2 separate regions of the Homo sapiens genome follow, and region 1 is linked to region 2. A link is an interaction called in ENCODE POLR2A ChIA-PET data of the cell type or tissue named here. Cell type or tissue: IMR-90. All regions are shown on one strand. Region 1 overlaps RNF217 (ring finger protein 217). Region 2 has its middle 55 kb from the start of TPD52L1.

The links. ChIA-PET counts read pairs that join two places held together with the same protein. Peaks named below come from ENCODE experiments on the same cell type or tissue, not always from the same donor. Only the 100,000 strongest peaks of a DNase experiment are listed, where the experiment ranks them.
Region 1: POLR2A ChIA-PET joins it to region 2 with 11 read pairs; 9 of 35 experiments call an interaction of 5 or more read pairs at or near these places.

The regions. Positions count from the first base shown.
Region 1 is chr6:124,966,030-124,970,029 of GRCh38, reverse strand. All of the region lies in intron 1 of RNF217 (ring finger protein 217), which reads right to left. Among named protein-coding and RNA genes, the nearest start is that of RNF217-AS1, 5.0 kb to the right of the region's middle. In IMR-90, no CTCF peak of the experiment used is centred here; a DNase peak (open chromatin) is centred at 2,339.
Region 2 is chr6:125,096,784-125,100,783 of GRCh38, reverse strand. No RefSeq gene overlaps it. Among named protein-coding and RNA genes, the nearest start is that of TPD52L1, 55 kb to the left of the region's middle. In IMR-90, no CTCF peak of the experiment used is centred here; no DNase peak of the experiment used is centred here; H3K4me3 peaks cover 694 bases; H3K27ac peaks cover 976 bases.

The DNA of each region.
Region 1 (4,000 bases), 130 kb after region 2:
TCTCCTTGCGATTCCTGGAAACTCACACGTATGCTTCTATCTTTGGAACTTTACACCTTATTATTCTATTAGATATCCTCATGGTTTGTTCCTTCATTGGCATCATGAAGATCTCTTCTCAAAAATCCCTTCGTAAAACATATCCTCCATGACAACCCCCCCAAAACTATAGATTTATCAAGGAAAATCCCTCCCCAGTATCACTCTTCCCTTATTTCTCCTTCTCCATTGCCCTTATTATCTTCTAATAAGCTAAATAATTTACTTATCTCATTTTCCATTTCCACAGCCTAGCATATAATTCCATGAAGTCAGGAGCTTTAAATGTTTTAGTCTCTTGTATCCCCAGAGCCTAAAACAGTGCCTTGTATGTAATAAGTATTTAATACATAAGTAAATTAGAATTAAATAAAAATACATGTAAGAATGTTTACAAGATAGATGTCCAATAAATGGTCTTTCTTACTATTTGTAAAAACTTGCAAATTCAAGTGCAGTTATCCCAAAATTGGTGGGGCAAATAGTAGTGATAAAGTTGATAGAGAACGATATAAACTAGAAGTCATTCTCCCATACACATTGAATTTTTAAAGCAAAAATTCAATTTGGGAAGGTTCATTTTGCTTATAATGTAAAACCCTTCTGACAAACTGAATTTGAAAAAAATAAACATTTTTAAGTATGTCATGAATGATCCAAAACAAACTGAGCAAAATTGTGTTTTCTTTATATAAAGGCAGAAAATATTTTGAAATGAACAAAATATGTATATCTTTGTATTTACTAATATATTTCCAGCAATCAAACATAGCTGAGAAATATTTATATTAAGAAATAAGTAATAGATTTATAACTTTGGATTAAACATAACAGAAGGAATAGTAAATGAGATTAATAAAAAGTTAGCTGGTGTCCCAGAACTGGCTTAATAAAAATCTCCCAGAGAGAAAGCAGATCCATAGCTGTCTAGTAACTTTTTTAAAAAAAAGCTTATTTATGCCATCAGATAAAGCTGGGGAAAATACTGCCAACAAGGCTATAAGATGGTTCCTTTAGGACATTTAATACATTTATAGAGTATCTCATGGTGCTTATCATACAGGTACCCCAATAAATGTTTGTTAAATGCACAAATAGTGCACTGATAAATGAATAATTATAAGAAATTACCGCTCAGGTATGCCTACTTTGTCCATCACAAACCCTTAATAAAAAGCTGAGGGTTTAAATTCTAATGATCTCTTTTTTATGTCTTTTGTATCAGGAGTTAAGGAAGAGCCTTCAGGTATAAAAGCTCTAGGAGGGAAAAATCACACTCTAAAGGTATCAGCTGATGCCTTAGGTCAGCAGTACTTGTAATGTTATTTGAGATATTTTAGGCAGTGGAACTCAATGCAAGGTTTCTCTATGTAGCCTCATCTCCAGACAGCTGGAAGGGACAGGAAATACCCATGCAGCATGCCTCGGAAAAAGTCCTGCTGGCCCCAGGGCTTAGCACTTGACAGAGGATTCCTCTAGAGAAATCAAATGCCAATTAAAATCAGATTTCAAAAAGTAAAAGAACAAGGAAAAGAAAAAAGAAAAATTATTAAAGAGAAATGATGTAGAGAGTGGAGGAAAATAATGGAATGAGTAAGGCATGAAAGCAAATGTTACTGCACCCCCAGACACACACGCACGCACACACACACACACATACATTTTGCACACAGAAGGATAAGTTTAAATATGCCTTAATTCCCACTTTTCAAATTTTTAGAGTGACCTCAAAACAGATTTCAGTCTCATATTATTCTTCACATTTTCAGGACTACCAAAACCACACCGGGCATGACAGGTTCTATAAATTCACCTGTGTGAAGACAACTGCATTCAAACTCAACACTGAACACAATGGTTTCCAAAAATATGCAGGGTGCTTTAAGGTTTAAAAGAAATGAATTTATGGGGCCAGGCACGGTGGCTCATGCCTGTAATCCCCCAGCACTTTGGGAGTGCGAGGCGGGTGGACCATCTGAGGTCAGGAGTTCGAGACCAGCCTGGCCAACATGGTGAAACCCCGTCTCTACTAAAAATACAAAAAATTAGCTTGGCTTGATGGCATGCACCTGTAATCCCAGCTACTCAGGAGGCTGAAGCAGGAGAATCGCTTGAACCCGGGAGGCAAAGGTTGCAGTGAGCCAAGATGAAGCCATTGCACTCCAGCCTGGGCGACAAGAGGGAGATTCTCTCAAAGAAAAAAAAAAATTTATGTTATGTTACACTTTTACCCATGAAGATTTGGATGACTCATAATTTAATAATAGGATATATAAGCTTTCACCTCTGGGTCACTGACTCTAGGGTGACTACAGTAGACAGTCATTTTAGGACTTTATCATCTAGCAGCTGTTTTGTTCACAATCTGTAGAAGAAATGTGTTGCTTGTATCTATTAATACTCATTGGACAGGTGTATACATTCCAAGTTATATGCATCTGCCAATCTCTAGCACTTTTAGGCAGAGTGGTGGAATCCACAACAGCTGTCACCTTCAGCAAGCCCCTTTGGCATCCTCATGTCTCTTCCTTTCTTCATCTAAAGTACTAAATATTAATATTTCATATTTATGACAGATTTTTCTGTCTAAACCAAATCATAAAAGAAAAATATTGGTGGAAGATTTCTGAAATGAACATAGTACCATTCTGTGAAACAAAGAAGGCAACAGATAATATTTCCTCCTAGGAAAATGTGGTAAAGGCCAAGTCAGCTGAGAAGGCCAATACTTAGGAGGGTTAAGGGATGTGCAGGATATTGCAGACATCCCTGGGACTACGTACTTTAGCCATATTCACACACGCATACACAGGTCACTGGGAAATGTACTTCTGAAATGAATGTTCCAGATTTATGTACACGAGCAATATAATATGAATAATATAACTATCTCTGCCTTGGATTTAGAGCTCTAAATCAACATATACTGTGGTGCTAAAGATTCATAATCTGTCAGCTCACCTCTTCACCGTGGCGATCAGAAACTGGATGGCAGCTACTGCACTGTAAAGTTATTCCACTAAGATGGGCTGCCTAGCCACAGTCATGGCAATAACTGGAGAAGAACTATGTTTTGAAAAACAAAACTATAATTTTATACAGAGCATAGAGGTATTTAAGTCACCATCTAATTTGCTATGTCTATATTGAAATATTGATGACACCTACCAATTGGCCTTTGTCACAGATTAGTCCATGGCACTGCTGAAAACATACTGTCTAAAAATCCATATTCCTATCTTCCAAGTTGACATCTTCTTTCAAAGAACTGTGCATCTCCTTTTACAAAAATATTCAGTTAACCAGGCAATAGTCCAACTCACATTTAATATGCAATTTAATGTTGGCATAAAATGTTTAATAGGGACTCTTTTATTTTCTTAAATGATGTTAAATAATGCACTATGTGGCACAAACTAAAAGAAATGGTGGAAAAAAGTCACTAATAACTCTTTATCTCAATACATCATTTTTTTCAAAAGGTCTTAAGAACCCTGAAAGTTTAGGCTTGACACATTTGCTTCTGTCAAACCTAAGAGACCTTTTAAGATGAGAAAGAAAGCACTCACTATGCCCTTTTGATGTGGTTCAGTAGGGCAACAAAATAACCATGCAGTTTGACTTTGTTTTGCTTTGGAACTGGTGGGTTATTACAGGTTGTCTGCAATTACATTTCATTGATGAGGAAATTAAGGCATAGAGAGGTTAAGTGACAGAGAAACACAACCTTTGAGTAGAGGGACCATAGAATTGACACAGATCAAAAATATTACAACCACAATCCTGTATTTTTAACCAACTAAAAAAGGCTATTTTATGTATAAGCTCAAAGTTTATCTAAGCTCTTAAATTCTAAGTTTAATAACCAACTTAGCAAACCTGTTACTTTTGTCCGCTTTAAGCCCTTTGTCTTTTGTCTTAAGTATCAAGAAGCTCAGAATAGAATTTAGTGCCAATGCAG
Region 2 (4,000 bases):
TTCCAATTACTCTTTTAGAGTTGCAGATGTCAAAGGACAGTTTGGGTACCCTGCCTCAGAGTCCCTGGTTAACAAGAGAAGGGCTCTGAGAAGCAGTCTAGCTTGATAGCTCAGGGCTCCCAGGCCCAGGTTTAGATCACACCTCTGTCCTTGCAGACTCTGTGATGGGGGAGGTTATTCAGTCTCTGTCAAGGCTAATAAATAATGCAACAACGGTGATTCTAATAGTTTAAAACGGATCAGGATACCCTGATGTAGTGGGAAAAAACTTGCCCTTGGTATTCAAATCAGATTGATGATGCAACTCTGTCCTGACTTCACTTTCCTCATCTCTGAAATGGGAATAATGTTTATCTCATAGGGTTGTGAGGATTTTCCAGGAAAATCGCACACAACCCCGCACGTTTCTACTTGTTAAAGGAACTCAGCCGAAATTCTTGCCAGCTTTCGTCCCGACCCCATCCCCAGGGCTCCTCCTGGTTCCTGGTGGGCCCTCTTTCCTAGTCTATTTTTTTTAACTTTCTCTTCGTTTTGTCTTTCCTTTCTCTCTCCCTTTCATCTCCTTCTCCCCCCGTTACTTTTCTTTTGGGTTACCTTTTTAATGAGATGTAGAAAATGTATCAGCAGGTTTATGAAAAGTGAACTGGCAGATGGAAGATGTCACCATGACACTGAGGAAAACTGTTTTCTAACCCCCACCAAAGTAATTTAATTTACACATTTACTTCCTCAAAAAAAGAAAAAAAAAAGCTTTTATGCTTTCAGCACGCAGGCAATGGAGACAGCCTCGGGTCGTGTTGCCCACACGCAGGTGCTGCTAGCTGCCTCCCAGTCGCTCTCCTCGCGCATCTTCCCAGGGGACATCCGCCCTCCCGGGACTGTGCTCCGGACAGCGGGGGAGGGCAGAGGGAGGGGCAGGGAGGTGACAAGCAGCGCCCCGCAGTGTGCACCGTGCGCTTCACTCCGCGCTCCTCTCCGTGCACCCAGACCCAGAGCAGCCCCGCCCGGCAGCCAGCACAACTGCCCCGCGCCACAGGCCGCCGGCCTCTGCTTGCCAGGGCTGCGGGGGAAGAACATGCCCCCGTGCACTAGCTCCGCGTTCCCGAAGGAAGGTTTTCGCAGCCATGGGCAGTGGGCCTTTAGTCTCCCGCTCCGTGCAGTGGGAAGGGATCAACTGAGCGGCGCGGAGCCATCAGTGGTCTCTGCGTGGAGGCTGCAGCCCCGCCGACGCCCTCGCCTTCGCCCTCGCCCCCGCCCCCGCCCCCGCCCTCTATACTGTGGACAAAGGCAATCCGGATTTGTTTTTGTTTTCGTGGTTTTCTTTGTTGATGATGGGAGCTGGAAACTGGGGAGGAGAGAATTTTGCAGTTGTGAAAGGGCATCTCTCTCTTCCCTTACTTATTATTTTCTTCAAAGATAACAGAATTTCCCCATGGCAGGAACCGCAGACTGGCAAGCAGGAGACCTGAGTTTGAGTTGAGCCTTTGCTATGTGACCTCAAACAAACCATTGAACTGTATTTTTTATTTTTTATTTTTTAGTTTAGCTGGGCTTAGCTTTGTTGTTTTCTTTCCCACATTGTTTATAAAACGAGGATACTAATAACACCACAGAGGGGTTGTAAGGATTACATACACGTGAACAGACTATGTGAACGCATAGTAGGCGCTAGATAAAGATTTGTTTTGAAATTATCCATAACAACACCTCCAATATAAGGAATAAGAGACCTAGGAAGCCCAGAGAGGGCAAGTTAGCATGCCAGTTGGAGGATGAAAACCAAGGCTGGAACTAAGGTTTCCCATTTCCAGCTTCGTGTTCTTCCCATTTCCCACTCTTCCGCTGATTCTAACCTAGTGCACTTACAACTCTGGAGAAGGGAGACCCAGTTGGAATCCCTGGCTTCACCATTCTGAAGTTGAGGCGTCTTGGGCACGTCTCTTATAAAACTTTTTTGTTTTATAGTTTTGTAATTTGTTCCTCAAACGTTTCAATGCCTATGATGTACCTGCCAGTTACCATAGACGGTGGAGGGGACCCAAAAATGAATAGAACATGATCCGTGACCTCATGGAATTCACGTTCTTGCTAGAGGGCCTCATGCATAATATAAGCAAAAATAAATAACCAATCTGTTGGTGATTATATTAATAGAGCATGGTGGAAGGAAGAGTTCTGTTTAATGTCGGGGGTTGGGGGGGATCCCAATGTCTCAACAGTGAGCAAGGACTGGAGAGGTTAACTTGGAACGTGCTATCCAGGTTTCACCTCCACCTCTCACCTTTCCCCACACCTCTCCTCCTGCCCCAAGCTACTCTGTCTCATCCCACCCACCCACTCCGGGGGCTGATTCGTTCACTGCCCAGCCTGAGAGTGTTGATGACTGACAGTTCTAAGCTGAACCCACTCTGGAGTGTTCTCAGCTGAAAGGGTCACCTCCTCCCAAAGTCATGCTTCCAAGGGCAGCTCCCATTCAATGACTGATCTATGCAGAGTGTTAAGGCTTACTCTCATTTCAATTTGGGACAACTCTCTGCAGAGCCTTCCCAGCTTCAGGCTGATAGGTTATGGCTGATGAGCTCAGGCCTGTGTGGGGACTTCATTGCAGTCTAGTTTCTCTCCCTGCCCAATCCTGTTTATTTCACTCCTTCATAGATGTGCAGTAAACCTTAGCAATAAGCCTCCTGCATGCAAATTTCCATCTAGGAATCTGCTTCTCAGAAAACCCCATCCTGAGACAGAAGTGATAAAATCAGATTGTGTTTTTGTAGCATCACCCTAATAGCACTGTGAAGGATGCAGTGGACAGTGCCTATGGCCAGTCACATCACAGGCATGGGCAAAACAGAGGGGAAGCCTGAAGGCAAGAATCCCAATGCTTGCCATTATCTGAATAAGAAGGACAATCTGAATTAAAGGGTGAAGGTGTGAATAGAGAGGTTATTTAGGAGATATAATGACAGATTGAGCTAGGTTGGGTGAAAGATAGCCAGACAGGTCGAACTCCAGGTTTTTGTCTTGGGCACCTCATATCCATGCCCCAAAGGCTGCAATTCTCACCCTTACATATCTGAAGGTCTGAATGCCGAAGTCCACTAAAATATTTTTGGCCAAGCGTAAAATAGCTGTGTAACTTTTTTTCTGGACCAACTTTTGAGAATTTTGAAAAAAATTGTGAGTTTGACTCTCACATAGAGATATGCCATTCTCTTTTGGGGATCCATGATAACATGGGCATCCTCCTATGGGTGCTCAATAGCTATTTATTGAATGAATACAGAGAAAAAGTAAACTATTACCAAGGAAGTGATTTGGTTTTCATTAGCAAAGATGGGGAGAAGTCCAGCTGTGTGAAGAAGAATAGGGCCATTATTCATTTTGGAGCTGTCCTTCTGGCCAGCTGATCTGTACCTTTTTCTTTTGTCCATTTGCTTCACTCTAGTCTCATTGCAGCAGCCGGAATGATCCTGTTGGGACCTAGGGATGGCCATAGCACCCTTCTGTCTACAAACTTCAGTGGACTTTTCGTCTCATTCAAACTGAATGCAAATGCACTACAGTTACCCACCTACATTTGCAGCAATGCCCCCACCTCTCTGTTTATACTCATCTCCTCTCCTTCTATTCCAGCTGCTCTGGAGTCTTGCCTTTCTGAGCCCTTGTCTCTGCTGTTTGCTTTGCCTAGAATGCCCTGTTAGCTCATCAGTACAGCTCTCTCACCTCTCATACTTTTGCTCAAACTTTACCTTCCCAGAAGCCCATGCCCTTTTACCCCCACTATCTATCACTTTCCCCTGCTTTATTTTTCTCCCTTTCACTTCTATAATTTACTTATTTTGCTTATTTGTCTGATTCCTATACTAGAACGTAACCTTCTTATGGCAGACATTTTTTTGTCTCTTCTTCACTAATCTATAACCATGACTTGTAACAGTGTCTGGCATGTAATAGGTACTCAAAAAATATTTGTTGCATGAATAAATGGCAACTGTGCCTCAGA